5 separate regions of the Homo sapiens genome follow, and all the other regions are linked to region 1. The links are chromatin contacts, found by Hi-C or POLR2A ChIA-PET in ENCODE. All regions are on one chromosome and are shown on one strand. Each heading gives the region's core, a stretch centred on a gene start or an enhancer-like site at or near the end of the contact. The rest is flanking DNA. Distances are from core to core; before and after follow the strand shown.

Evidence for each region. Hi-C counts contacts between places; a loop is a spot of excess contacts on that map. ChIA-PET counts read pairs that join two places held with the same protein, here RNA polymerase II (POLR2A). Pooled maps may share reads with other maps.
Region 2: a loop to region 1 is called in a map of CD8-positive, alpha-beta T cell, with 30 times the contacts of the local background. The contact joins the promoter of SLC9A8 here to the promoter of CSE1L in region 1. A Hi-C loop is called at or near these places in 3 of 168 maps with a recorded cell type or tissue (CD8-positive, alpha-beta T cell and naive thymus-derived CD4-positive, alpha-beta T cell) and 10 of 50 pooled maps. POLR2A ChIA-PET finds 5 or more read pairs at or near these places in 2 of 52 experiments (T-cell and activated T-cell).
Region 3: a loop to region 1 is called in a pooled map, with 5 times the contacts of the local background. The contact joins the enhancer-like site here to the promoter of CSE1L in region 1. A Hi-C loop is called at or near these places in 5 of 50 pooled maps. POLR2A ChIA-PET finds 5 or more read pairs at or near these places in 2 of 52 experiments (activated CD4-positive, alpha-beta T cell and activated CD4-positive, alpha-beta memory T cell).
Region 4: a map of CD4-positive, alpha-beta T cell shows a loop between it and region 1 (5-fold over the local background). The contact joins the promoter of RNF114 here to the promoter of CSE1L in region 1. A Hi-C loop is called at or near these places in 1 of 168 maps with a recorded cell type or tissue (CD4-positive, alpha-beta T cell), 1 of 37 single-sample maps with no recorded cell type and 10 of 50 pooled maps.
Region 5: a loop to region 1 is called in a map of naive thymus-derived CD4-positive, alpha-beta T cell, with 9 times the contacts of the local background. The contact joins the promoter of SPATA2 here to the promoter of CSE1L in region 1. A Hi-C loop is called at or near these places in 1 of 168 maps with a recorded cell type or tissue (naive thymus-derived CD4-positive, alpha-beta T cell), 2 of 37 single-sample maps with no recorded cell type and 8 of 50 pooled maps. POLR2A ChIA-PET finds 5 or more read pairs at or near these places in 1 of 52 experiments (SK-N-SH).

What each region holds. Positions count from the first base shown.
Region 1 is chr20:49,044,712-49,047,576 of GRCh38, reverse strand. CSE1L (chromosome segregation 1 like) reads right to left here and starts at 1,265. Exons shown (of 25, transcript NM_001316.4): 1 at 1,154-1,265. It overlaps CSE1L-DT (CSE1L divergent transcript), which reads left to right and starts at 1,521. Exons shown (of 2, transcript NR_110625.1): 1 at 1,521-1,717. RefSeq lists enhancers at 267-907, 873-942, 1,493-1,642.
Region 2 is chr20:49,811,444-49,814,194 of GRCh38, reverse strand. SLC9A8 (solute carrier family 9 member A8) reads right to left here and starts at 1,367. Exons shown (of 16, transcript NM_015266.3): 1 at 1,247-1,367. The coding sequence starts at 1,272. RefSeq lists a silencer at 1,119-1,398 and an enhancer at 1,549-1,688.
Region 3 is chr20:49,590,086-49,592,785 of GRCh38, reverse strand. No RefSeq gene overlaps it. Among named protein-coding and RNA genes, the nearest start is that of PTGIS, 23 kb to the right of the region's middle. Within about 2 kb of position 1,263, at least 6 of the 41 ENCODE cell types and tissues checked have a DNase peak (open chromatin) inside an H3K27ac peak, as active enhancers do.
Region 4 is chr20:49,935,015-49,937,714 of GRCh38, reverse strand. RNF114 (ring finger protein 114) reads right to left here and starts at 1,318. Exons shown (of 6, transcript NM_018683.4): 1 at 1,163-1,318. The coding sequence starts at 1,302. RefSeq lists silencers at 1-243, 529-823, 1,282-1,471, 2,038-2,117 and an enhancer at 1,064-1,669.
Region 5 is chr20:49,914,229-49,916,928 of GRCh38, reverse strand. It overlaps SPATA2 (spermatogenesis associated 2), which reads left to right and starts at 1,400. Exons shown (of 3, transcript NM_006038.4): 1 at 1,400-1,549. LOC105372653 (a long non-coding RNA gene) reads right to left here and starts at 1,107. Exons shown (of 3, transcript NR_134564.1): 1 at 844-1,107. RefSeq lists enhancers at 1,359-1,418, 2,213-2,382 and a silencer at 1,449-1,698.

The DNA of each region.
Region 1 (2,865 bases), core at 16-2,515:
AAAAAAAAAAAAGAAAAGAGAAAAGAAAAAGAAAAAGAAAACAAAAGAAGAGGTTGGTTAGGGGAGGCCTAAGGTGAGGGAAACTTGGGAGAGGCGGCCTGCCTTGCAAAAATGTTGGTACTTCCCCAGCAAACAAAAGGCATGTGCAAATAATTTTAAATCGGAATAACCCTGGAATATGGAAGAAACAGAAAGCCACACTGGCTAAGGAGAAAGATGGGTGGGAGAGATGAATAAACAACCGTCAGCTCCCAGGGAACCTTTGTAAACCACGGTAAATAACTCAGCGCATCCTCAAAGCCACTTTCCGAGGTAGATTCTGTTATTAACCCCATTTTGCAGCTAAGGAAATGGAGGCTCAGTGAGATGAGGTGACCAGCCTCAAGTTACACCCCTAACGAGAGGCTACGTCTGGAATGAACCCAGGCGATCTAATTCCAAAGTCTATGCTCCGAACCACCACAGCACAGCGTTTCTCCCAAAACGAGGGAACCCTCCCCCAACCCGCGTTACAGGGGATTTCTATGTCCCGGGTGTACCGACTAGAATTCTCACAAACAATTCAGCAAAGTGAGATCACGATGCCCGTTTTACAGTCAGGGATACAAGTACAGAGGTTAGAGAAGGGTGAGTTCGGGGGCTTCACTAGAGTTAGGGCAAGGGACGACGCGAGGCAGCCGCAGCTCCACGCGCCCGCAGTCCCCGCCCGGGCAGGCCTCGCCGCCGCACACTCAGCTCGCGCGGCTAGCAGCCACCGTCGCAGAGAATGGACATGCGAGCGCGACCAATAAGGAGCGGCCTTCCCGAGCGGAGAGGCGGCGGCGCAGCCAATCAGCGCCGTGATGGAGAGGAAAGGGCGGGCAATCCGCAGGCTCGCGTTAGGCCGCGCCTCAGTTGCCCTCAGCCCTCACAGGCCCTGGGGTCGCCGCACCTGGGCCAGAGACCTAGGATGCCGCGAGGCGCGGCAAGCGCTCCCTAGGGAAGCCGAAGACCTTGCCTGAGCGCACCACCCGAACCCCGGGCCCACATTCCGCTCTCGCCCAGAGGCGCGGTTCTCACTCCCTAGCGCTCGTTAGTACCGGGAGCGCCTCATCCCTTCCTCAGCTGGGCCCCAAGAGCCACTCTGGTAGGCCGTGCACGCCCCGCGCCTCACCTCGTGGGGATACAGAAACGGAGGAGGGAACCCCAGCCGCGGACCGTAGCTGGCACTACCCGCTCCTGCCGCCGCTCCGCCTCACATTCAAACCCCGGCAAAATGGCGCGACAGCGAGCCTGAGGCCAGAGCGCATGAGCGAGCGGCCCGCTGCAGGGGGCGGGGCCAGGAATGCTCTGGCCCCACCCAAGTTCGAAGGGCCAATCGGGGCCCCGCTCTGTTTCTGCGCTGATCTCACAAGTGACAATGCTCTTTGGCTCTGACCATGCCAGCAGGCTTCACGGTTCTCGTTTTCCAAAGAGGAACACAGATTCAGCGAGCGGCTGCTGGCTTCTGACCCATTTTGATGTCAGGGCTTGGCACGTAGGAGGTGTTCAATGTTGATCGATCCAAGGTCGTGCACATAGGGTCTAAGACGGAAGAGAACTTCCTGCCCCTCTTGGAGCTTCTATTTTAGAGGGAGACACGGCCAGACAGGTCTCGAACTCCTGGCCTCAAGTGATCCGCACACCTTGGCCTCCCAAAATGCTGGGATTCCAGGCGTGAGCCACCGCGCCTGGCCTGGTATGTAAGTTTTGGTACTCTTATTACAGCCCACAAACCATATGGGATCTGGCCCCTGCCAGCCTGCCTGCCCTCATCACCTTCCGCTTCCCTCCTCTCCTCACCCTCACTCAGCTCCGCCACCCCACCTTCTTCCTGTTCCTCTAAGCTCCAAGCTTATTTCCACTTTAGAGCATTTATACTTGCTGTTCCCTGTGCTGGGATGTTCTAGATTCCTGAATGATTGGCTCCTTCTTTACATTTAGGTTCCAGCTCAAATGTCACCTCCACAAAAGAGGCCTATCTGAAATTGCCCACTCACCACCACCCAGCACACAAATTAGGGTTGCCAGGTTTAGCAAATAAAATGCAGGCTGCCCAGGTCAATGTAAATTTTAGAAAAAAATTTATAATTTTCTAGTATAAATACTGTGTAGGACATATTTATACTTAAAAATCATGCATTGCTTATCTGAAATTCACATTGAACTGGGTGCCCAGTGTTTGATCTGGTAAGCCTAGTTCCATGATATCATTATGGTATTTATCACTCTCCAACTAATTGTCTCTTCTTTATTTTGTTCCTCCTTCCGCTTCTCCCCTCCTAAACCCCTGCCCTCCTCCCCATCCATAACCTAAGGGATTCTATACAGCAAGGGCTTTTCTTTTTTTTTTTTTTTTTTAAAGACAGAGTCTTGCTCTGTCGCCCAGGCTGGAGGGCTGGAGTGCAGTGGTGCTGTCACAGCTCACTGCAACCTCTGCCTCCCAGGTTCAAGCAATTTTCCTGACTCAGCCCCCCAAGTTACTGGGACTACAGGTGCCCGCCACCATGCCCCGCTGATTTTTGTATTTTTAGTAGACACGGGGTTTCACCATATTGGCCAGGCTGATCTTGAACTCCTGACCTTGTGATCCGCCAGCCTTGGCCTCCCAAAGTGCTGGGATTACAGGCATGAGCCACCACGCCTGGCCAGGGCTTTTTTTTTTTTTTTTTTTTTCTTTTAAGAGGCAGGGTCTTGCTCTGTCACCCAGGCTGCAGTGCAATGGCACAATCATAGCTCATTGCAACCTCGACCTCCTAGGCTAAAGCAATCCTCCCACCTCAGCCTCCTGAGTAGCTAGGACTACAGGCACCTGCCACCACACCTGGCTAATTTTGAATTTTTTTG
Region 2 (2,751 bases), core at 118-2,617, 770 kb before region 1:
AACTTGAAATCGCTGGGCTATATTGCCTCTTTTATTTTGTGCTGCTGAGGCTGTTTAGTGTCTGGGATGGAGCAGCTGCTCAATAAATAACTGATTACATGAAATGACCCCCACATGGCCAAGAAATATATTTGAAAAGTTATCAGGTGAAGGACTCCAGTATCAATGAAGGGGTTCCTTATTCATCTTCACATACTCATTCCACAAACAGTGATAGGGCATCTACAATCTGCAACAGACTCTGCCCTGCAGGTATGGAGATGACTTTTGGACTTGCCCAAAAGTACCTGGAGGACACAGCCCGTCCTTCCCCATCTCCCCTTGTCCAGCTAACCCCCTTCCTCTCTACACACCAGCCATGCTGCCTGTCACTCAAAAGCACTAAACTCTTTCTTGAGCCAGGCCTTTTGAACCTGATGTTATTTCTCCTATCCCTCATTCTGGTCATTCAAGTTTCTGCTGAATGTCACTTTTTCCTGAGTGGACTCCCCAACCTTAACTCTATTTTGCTTCCTTCAGAACACTTAACCCATTCATGCCAGAGGTTGCAATTTTTAGAACTGCAGACGTGAGAAAAATCAGACCTTGGCGATGACCTTGAGCAGTAGGATATAAATAACTCCCACATGCTTAGCGTTCCAATAATGGAACACTAGGCACAAATAACGTTAATTAATCACGATCTGAAACCACCTTGACTAATTATGGTCTTCTTTTCCCACTAGAATGGAAGCTCCCAGAGAGCGGCTCCTGGTCGGCCTCCTTTCCTACCACCTGCCCAGGGCCTGGAATTGAGTAGATGGCTAACAGTTAATGACTAAATGAAACTTAGTGAAGGAGAAAGACATGAAAACTGATCGTTATACAGGAGGCGACTGGCTACGTAGGAGGTGGGTGTGGAGAACCCGGACGACTTCCTGGAGGAGGCGGAAGAGGGCTCAGTAACCATGAGATTACCGAAAACTGGGAAAGTAAATATGGTTTGTATTTTCCGCAAGACAGCTCTCCGGGCCTGCGCTGGGCAGTAGATTCCCAGCTCGAGGGACCGATCTCCAGGGGAAAGCAAGGCCCACCTGGGCCCAGGCCCGCCCATCCCGCCCTCCTCGTAGGCACCGGCTTGGTCAGTCCTGGCCAACCAGCAAAAGAAGCTCCGCCTTCCGGGGCCGGAGGGCGGCCTGAGGCGCTCGCTGTCACCCGCCGGGGCCCAGCCCCGCCGCCTCCGCCGCCCGGGAAAAAGCCCACTCACTCCTCTTCCGCCATCTTCTCCCCCATCCTGCGGAGCTTCCAGGACCACCGAGTTCGGAGCCGCGGGGCTAGCAGGACCCGCTTTTGCTTCCGGCTTCCGCTGGAGGCGCGGGCGGGCGAGCGGGAGGCGGGGCCTCGGCCGCGCGAGGGCGGCCCTCTGTCCCTCCGTCTCAGTGGCCCGAGGGTGGGAGAAAGCGCGTGGGAGGATTGCTTCTTAGTCTCTCCCGGGGCTTTCGGGACGCTTGTCCGGCCTGGGCCACATGACCACCTGGGACCGAGAGATTCCGGCTTTTCCCCATCACAGGGCGGGGACGTTTTGGGGAAACTCCTCTGAGGTCACTGTGACTCACCCTGAGGGCAAGCAAGCACCCTCCACCCAGTGCCCTCGACTTCGCTGTGCTAAAAGAGTTTGAAAAAGGATGCCCAGCCTGCAGCCTAAGCGGAGAGACCCCAGGGGGACACTTCCCCACCCGAGCCTTAGTTTCCTTCGGCTGTGGAGAGGAATAACCGCCTGGACTTGGCAGGACTGTGCAGCATTCCATCTGTAAACATGTGTTGAGTTCAGACTATATGCCTAGCGTTAAAAAGGATGCTGATGATCTAGGGGTGGACCATTCATTAAGGGGTTCATTGATTCACCACATGCTTAGTAGATGCTTCTATGTGCCTAGCAGTGACCGGTGGGGTGGGGATGCAGGGAGGAACAAGGTGAGGTGAGAGGGGTAGGTGAGACCCCCATCGGGAGGACTGGGGCTGAGGACTTTGAACTTTATTGGCCGCTTCTGTTGCTACCTCCCTTCCTGATCCAAGGCACTCTATCTCATCTGGATAATTGCAACGGCTCCATTCAGGGTCTCTGACTCACCCCTGTTCCTTACGGACTTCCACACAGCAGCTTAACTCATCACTCCTCTGCTTAGACCCTCCAATGGCTTCCAATCTCCAGAGAAAAAAAAAACGTGGGGAATGTACAGGACTCAATCCTGCCCCCTTTTCCCCTCTGAAGTGTGTGGGAGGGGGGCATGGGGCTCTATATCTCCCCTCCCACACACTTTGACTTTCCACTATTGTCCCAGACTCACCAGGAATACTTCCACCGTTGCACTTACTGAGCCTTTATCTAGAATGCTCTTCTTCTGGGTAGCTCTTTGGCTCCCACCTCTCCTACGTTTGGCCTTTTATTTAACCCTTATCTTGTGTGTTAGACCTCCTTGACCACCCTACTTAAAATCCAAGGCCCCCCGCCTTCCCTAAACTATTTTTCCACATGACACCTAACCTACCATATGTTTTACTCATACACTTGTTTGTTAACCATCTCCCTCCATGAGAACGGAAGCTTCATGAATGCAGAAATTTTTGTCTGTTTTGTTCTCCATTTTATCTGCAATGCCTACAACAGTACCTGGCACATAGTAGACACTCAATAATAAATAATCATTGAGTAAATAAATCAGTTAATTCTAGCACACCTAGAAGGGTTTTGAACTGAGAAGTAACCTAAGC
Region 3 (2,700 bases), core at 14-2,513, 550 kb before region 1:
ACCACAAGTTTCCATTTTGTCCATACAGAGAAGGGACTGGGGCCTCAGTAGAGAGGCAGTGCCGAAGCCCCAACCCCTCACCCCACCGCCTTTTGCTCCCCATCATCCTTGGATCTCCCAGGAGAGGAATTATCCCAGATCAGAAGAAGATGGAAGCAGGAATGAGGGAGGGTAGAGGCTGAGAGACACCTGTACAGTCCTGCTCTGTCCCTCACCTGAACCTTGCAGGCAGGTAGTGAGCCTTCAGTAAATGTTACATGGATGGATGGATGGACTGGTGGATGAATGGGGGTAGATGGGAGAATAGATGAATGGGTGAGTGAATGAGTAGATGGGTGAGTGGGTGGATGAATACATAGGTGGATGGAAGAATAGGTGAAATGAGTGGGTCAATGAGTAGATGGGTGGATGGATGGATGGATGGGTGGATGGATGGATGCATGGGTAGATGGATGGATGGATGGATGGTGGGTGAGTGGATGAAAGGGTGGATGGGAGAATAGATGAATGAGTGAGTAAATGAGTGGATGGGTGAGTGGATTGAGGACAGATGAATGGGTGGGTGGGTGAATGGATGGCTGGATAAATGGATGGATGGATTGATAGACAGGTGAGTGGATAGATAGATGGATAGATGGGTGGATGGAAGAATGGATGAAATGGGTGGGTAAATAAGTGGATGTGTGGGTGGGTGGGTGGATGGATGGGTGAATGGGAGAATAGATGAATAAGTAAATGAATGGATGGGTGAGTGGATGAATGGATGGATGGATAGATGGATGGACAGATGGATGAATGAGTGGGTGAGTGGGTAGATGGATGATTAGGACTTAATCCTGAGAATACTGGACTTGGAGGAAAATTACTGGGTCATTAGGATCCTGACCACAGAGTCATCCAGGCCAACTTCACCTCCTCTCCTCCTGGTTCCCTCAAGCCCAAGCATCTTCAGGGAGAGGAATCTCCTCAGAGCAGGAGGATAGAAATACAAGGTAGAAAGGGAGCAGGTAAGGGATGAGAGGACCTGTGGGAACATGGGTCTGGACGAACAATAACCCAGCCTCTGTGGTATCTGGCTTTGTACAGCTCTGGAGTCAGGCAGCCGGGGTTCAAATCCCAGCTCTATTGCCTCCTTGCTGTGTGACCTTGGACAAGTTACTTCACCTTCCTGGGCCTCTGCTTTTTCATTGGCCAAATAGGGTAAAAATAGTACTTCCATGAGCTAAAGGTTGTTATGAAGACTCTGTGGGAGGACGTGAGGCATTTTGCACTGGGTGTGACATGCTGTTAGTCTCAGTAAACATCAGTGACTATTATTTCATGCTTGTCATTGTTCCATGTGCTTTCTATAAATGAGCTCATTTGATTCTCTTAATCTATGAGGTGTGGGCTAGTATTTTTTCCATTCCACAGATAAGGGCTGGGGAGGAGTCCTTGGATGGCTCAACTGGAAGGAAATCTCCCCAGACAGCTGCTGTTAGCAGGAAGGGAGTTTGGATCTGGGGCCTTCCACAGGGTCTGCGGCAAGTGGGTGTTGGGATGAATTGGAGAAAGATCATTGAGAAAGCCTCGGGTTGGAGTTAACTTGTCTTGAACACCTCTCTGACACCTGCCAATCTCCTTTTTAAGAAAGACACAACAGCCTCAGGCTTAAATTTTTTTTTTCAAGAGAGTATCGATTTTCTAAAGCCTCAGGCTTAGAAACTACAGTAGCAATCATACCCTGTGAGAATTTGATAACTTTTTCACATCTTCATGGAATTTATATGCATAGGGTTTTCCTTTCTTTCTCTCTCTCTCTTTCTTTCTTTTCTTTTTTTTTTTTTTTTTTTTTTTTTGCTATTTATAGCAAGTATGTGCTGATACTGGCTTTCTGTTTCTAGTGATATTGTCAAGATTCCTTTAAATGAGTTTCTTTATATAAAAAGAAAAATGCTAAGTTGTAATAGAACAGAGGGTATAAAGATGTGGCAAAAACCAAACTGAACACACACACACACACACACACACACACACAACCCCAGAGATCATGGAAAACAGTTTACTTAGCACATGCACGCAGTCATCCAAATCACACTGGCTCTCATTCATTCATTCATTTACATGTTTGTTCAACAAGTACTTACAGAGCACCTACTATGTGTTTGTACACAGAGAACAAGATAAAGTCCTCTTCTTATGGAGCTGACAACAACCCGGCAAAGAATCAAACAGAATCATTTCATCAAGTCACAAGTACAATGAAGGAAACTATGAGTCTGTTCTCACACTGCTATAAAGAAATACCTGAGGCTGGGTCATTTATAAAGAGAAGAGGTATAATTGGCTCATAGCTCTGCTGGCTCTACAGGAAGCATGGTGGCATCTGCTTCCTGGGAGGCCTCGGGGAGCTTTTACTCATGGCGGAAGTTGAAGGGGAAACAGGCATCTTCACATGGCTGGTGCAGGAGGAAGAAAGAGAGAGGGGAAGTGCCGCACACTTTCAAACAAGCAGATCGCATGAGAATTCACTATTGGGATGACAGCTCCAAGGGGGATGGTGTGAAACCATGAGAAACCGCCCTCATGATCCAATCACCTCCCACCAGGCCCCATCTCCAACATTGGGGATTACGGTTGAACAGGAGATTCGGGCAGGGACACAGATTCAAACTGTAACAGAAACACACATGTGAGAGAGACGTGTAAGGAGATTTGGAG
Region 4 (2,700 bases), core at 69-2,568, 890 kb before region 1:
CTGAAAAGGGAGGGGTGGGGGGAAGAGTTCCAGGCTAACCGAATTGCAAAGATGAATAGCCTAAAGCAACATGATGAAGCAAAAAGCAGCCAGCTAGGTGCCAAGCACTGTTCTCTGGACTACTGAAATGGTCACCTGCAGTACATCTGGGAAGAGCTAGGCCACGGTGACCCTTCCCTAAGAGAGCCTCGGACCCTCAGTGTATTCACCTGTAAAATGGCTGCCAACCCTCCCCCGCTGCAGGGTGGCTATAGAATAATGCCCATGGAGTGCAATGGCTACTGTGCCCGCTGCCAAGACCAATGCCAAGGTGATCCCACGATAAGCACTGAGAGGGGCCAGAGGAAAAGCCAATTCTGAGGCAAGAAGCAGGTGGCCACGTTGTCTACAATTCTTTCAACTCAGATGTGTTTGTGCGTCTGATGGAACAAGGCTTAGATTCAAATCGACCAACCTGACCAACCTCGAAAGCCCCGGCCACAGCCCAGGACCTGGACTGGACATTTATACACATATCTGCTTTAATCATTATAACCACTCTATTCACAATATTCAGGTCATGAAGGCTTAATTGAAAACTGAAAGAAACAAACCTCCTACACAGGAAGTAGAATGCTAACAATCCCATCTGCCAACTCCCACCCCCCTTTCACAGCTAAGGGCAAACTGGCCAGATCCCCATAAAGACTTCCCTTTTGTTGTTTTAGTCTAGTTCAGCGTTTCTCCCGACTTTAGTGCACAGTAGAATAACTCGCCACAGCTAGACACGACGCCAAATGTCCTATGCTTTAAGAGCGACGTGGACTAGAAAGGAAACGTCGGCTCTCCAAGGGCGGACTTCGGAGCCTAAAGTCCCCGCAGGGCACGAGTCCACTATCACGTGTGGGAAGGAGACTGACAGGCCGCCTGGAACATCGCAGGCGCTCAACAGACAGCAGCTGCCCCGCTAAGACGGGCGGAGGAACGGGATACTTAGGAGTGAGCGGGGCGGGACAGAAGAGCGCCCCGGCAGCTTTCACGGCCCTTAGGAGCCCCGGGGGACACCCCCGGGAGGCCCCTCTGGGTGGGTCCTCTGGCTCCCGCCCTGAGACCCATCTCGCTCCTCGGCTCCATTCCCTTCCCAGTTAAGCGCCCCCCGACCAGGCCCGGGCTCGCCGCTTACACGTGTCCGCAGGGCACCTGTACCGGCTTCTCGTACACCTCTAAGCACACGGGACACGTGAAGCGTCCTAGGGGGTCAGCCTCCGCCGCCGGCCCCGCCAGCTGCGCAGCACCCCCGCAGTCCCGCTGTTGCGCCGCCATCTTGCTGCCGCTCTGCGCCGCGCAACGGCGGCCGATGAGGAGGAGGCCGAGGGGGCGGGGCTCGCGGGGCGGTGAGCGGTTGGGGGCGGGGCTAGCGGGTGGGCCGCCCCTCGGGGCCCCTCTGACGCAAGCGAGCTAGAGGCCGAGGGAAATCTGGAAAACGTGGAAGCCAAATCCAAAGGCTGCCAGAATTGGGACGGGCTCTGCGCGTGGGCCGCTGTTTTCCAAATTTATCGTTAGTTCGGCACCACTTGCACTATCACTATTTATCTTCGAATCAAGTTGCTTTTTCCTTAAATTTATTTATTTATTTATTTAATCTATTTTGGGACAAGGTCTTGCTTTGTCGCCCAGGCTGGTGTTCAGTGGCGCGCGCGATCATGGCTCCCTGCAGCCTCGACCACCGGGGTTCAAGCGATCCTCCCACCTCAGCCTCCTGCGTAGCTGGACCACAGGCAGTCACCACCATGCCGGACTAATTTATTTATTTTTGTATTTTTTGTAGAGACGGGGAAAGGAGGGGGGGAAGGAGTGGTGCAGAGAGCGGGCGGGTCTCACTGTGTTGCCGAGGCTGGCCTCGAACTCTTGGACGCAAGCAATCCGCCTGCCTCGGCAACCCGAAGTGCTGGGATTACAGCGGTGAGCCACAGTACCCAGCCATTTCTTAAATTTAAGCAAATTCTAATAACAGATCTAATTCCTGAGCTGCAAGAAGAAAATCAATATCATTTATTTATACAAAGGAGCTGGGCAAGGTGGCTTACTTCTGTAATCTCAGCACTTTGGGAGGCCGAGGTGGGCGGATCGCTTGAGCCTAGGAGTACTAGAGCAGCCTGGCCAACATGGTGAAACCCCGTCTCTACTAACAATACTAAAATTAGCCAGGCGTGGTTGCCCATGCCTGTAGCCTCAGCTACTCAGGACGCTGAGGCAGGAAAAGCCTTTGACCTGGGAGGCGAAGGTTGCCGTGGGCCAAGATGGCTCACTCACTCCAACAGTCACTAAACTCCAGCCTGGGCAACAAGAACGAAACTCCGTCTGAAAAAAAAAAAAAAAAACAAAAACACAACCTGGCTAACACGGTGAAACCCTGTCTCTACTAAAAATACAAAAAATTAGCCGGGCGTGGTGGCGGGCGCCTGTAGTCCCAGCTACTCGGGAGGCTGAGGCAGGAGAATGGCTTGAACCTGGGAGGCGGAGCTTGCAGTGAGCCAAGATCTTGCCACTGCACTCCAGTCTGGGCGACAGCGCGAGACTCCCTCTCAAAAAACAACAACAACAACAACAAAACAAAACAAAAAAACCCCAACAACAAAGTACATTCATTTCATATTGTGCAATCATCACCATCAGCTATCTCTAAAATTCTGGTCTTCTTGCTAAACTGAAACTGAAATT
Region 5 (2,700 bases), core at 151-2,650, 870 kb before region 1:
GTTTCCTACTGGTAAAGCCCTTCTTCAAAATCTTTGTTTCTCTTTTGCCTGTCATAGACCCACAGAGCTGGAGGGGACTTTTTTAAGCAGCCCCACGTGAAAATGCAATATTGTAAGAGCTACCAAACCAGAGTGCTGAGTTGCTGTAAGAGGCAGACTTAAGGTGGGACAGTTTGTCTCAGATGGAATTCCTGTGAACATCATCACATTGCAGATAATTAAGAGAGGAGCTTAAACATGAGCTGATAAAGAACACAGGGACTTTGAGCGGTGCTCAGGCAACGACAGGTAAACACAGTAATGCTACTGTTTGGACAGCAGCAGATTGCTGGTTCTCCAAACGTTTCCCAGTATTGTGTCACTGACTCATCACACAAGCCCCACCGGTTTTAGCTGGGGTCACCAAGACTCAGAGTGAGAATCCTACAATCAATGAACATCTGTTGTGTGCCTCCTCATCAGACATGTGCAGAGCTCGGGGGGAAATAGATGAATAAGAAGCTCAGGGTCTGGTGGGGATGTCAGATTATATATATATATAGTTTATCCGAAAGTGCTGGGATTACAGGCGTGAGCCGCCGTGCCCGGCTTTTTTTTTTTTTTTTTTTTTTTTTTTTTTTTAAGAGACGTGGCCTCGTTATGTTGCCCAGGTTGGTCTCGAACACCTGGGAGCAAGCCATCCTCTCGCCTCAGCCTCCCGACTAGCTGGGACTACAGTCGCGTGCCACCACGCCTGGCTTTATTATTTAATATTACAGGTTAGAAAGCTGAGGCTCAGAGAGGTTAGGTAACTTGTCCAAGGTCACACAGCTAGTAAGTGGCAAAACTAAAAATAGAACCCACGCTCTTAACCGCCGCCCACGGCCCGTAACACCCGCAGCCCTAGCAAGGCTGGATTCCAATCACGCGTGATTTCAGCATCTCACTGGCTCTCTTTGAGCCTCGGTACTTCTGTCCGTAAAATGGGGGCGAGGGATCCGACCGTCAGCCCCTGCTTGCTTGTGCGGAGTCATGAGTACAGCTCGTGGATCATGATAAGTGGCAGGTCCGGGAAGTGGAGGCCGAGTTCACGCAGTCAGCACTCATAGCTCCCAGCTCCCTGCTCCTGAGCGGTTTCCATGACAACCCGGCCAGCCACCATCCCTAGGCCGAGCGGCTTGCGTCACGTCCGGCCTGTTTACTTCCGGGTCCCAGTCTCAGACGCAGCGATGGCTCGTTAGGCTCCAAAGTGCGGTTCCGCCGGTTTCGTCCTCGCTCTTCGGCCTTCCGCTTTGTCCTCCGCCTCTGGGTTGTAGTCTCCGTCGGCCGCGGGCATCGACCGCTTCCCGGAGCCAGCGCGCAGCCGTGGTCCACCCTCTCTTCGGGCCCGCCTCATGGTGACATCATTTCCGGGCCGAGTGTTTCCGGGTCGCTGCTGGCCCCCGGGTACTGGTCTCAGTACCCCTGCAGCCGGCCGGAGAGGCTAGAGCCCGACGGGGCCCGGCTCCGGCGGCAGCCGCGCCTCTCGCTTGCTTCCCTCGGCCGGGCCGTCCTCGGCGGCAGTGTCAGGGTGAGTGACGGGCGGCCGCGGGCGGAAACTGCCTTCGGGGCTTCCCCAGGCGGAGGGGGCGCCAGACAGCGGCAGGGCTCGGCTGGCCCGGGAGCGGGGTACCCTCACGGCAGGCAGGACTACAGGTGGGCCCGCTGTTTCGGCGCTCCCGGGACCCCCAGCCTATCCTCAGGACCCCCATTCTCCCGGGAGCTGCCTCGCAGGCTCCTGGGACCCGCCGAGGGTGGCTCAGGGCCGCCCAAGAGGAACACCCCTCTTCGGCGACTGGCCAAACAGAAGGACACCCCGATTTCGCCACGAGGCAGTTACCGCGCAGGGGTTCCCAGTTCAGGCTCTGGCGGCACACCTGGGTTTGTACTCACTGTGTGACCTTGGATAAGTCACTTCATCTTAAGAGCCTCAGTTGCCTATTTAAGTGATTGAACCTGGTTGCTAGGGCTGGAGTGGAGATGGAATGAGATCATGCAGGGCCTCTGGCATACAGCAGGCGTCCAATAAGTGATAGTTCCTGTTACTTCATTCAATTCACGAAGCCGTAGGGGGGGCCAGAATTTGAGACTGGGCTGTTTTTCACAACTGACGTGGCCCCCCGAGGCTGTAGGAATGACCGAGCTGGGACTTAGCAGCCGCCAGCTTCTGTCCCCTGCAGGGAGGGAAACAGCTTCCTTCAGAGCTTCTCCGAGAGAGGCAGCTGCCACTAGGGAAGCTTCTTTCAGCACCGCTGAGGTTATTTTCAGAGGTTTGGAAGGACTCTGTGTGAATTTCTTTGGAATCTAGTAGGAGTGTGGGGACCTTCTGGTGTTTCACAGCCAGTGGAAGGTGCCTTGGATGTTTCTCGGAGCCTCTTGCTTGGAACGAGTGCATTGGTGTGGGTGGGGAGGTGGAGGGGGTTGAACTGACTTCCCCGTCTCCTGTTTGGAGGCTGATGGAGCTAGACCAGGGATGTGTAAACCTGTGGACAGGGGCAGTGCACAGACCAAAATAGGTCTGCCTGTGCAGAGAGGGGGCGCCTTCAAATGCTGCTTGGGGAACATTTCTGCTTGAATGGGCCAGCTGAGGTAAAGCCAAGCTAATGCTTAGCTACTCGGAATCACTTCACTTCCATGCAGTGGGACTCTAAACAGATACAGCTTTCCTCTTAGATGTTCAAA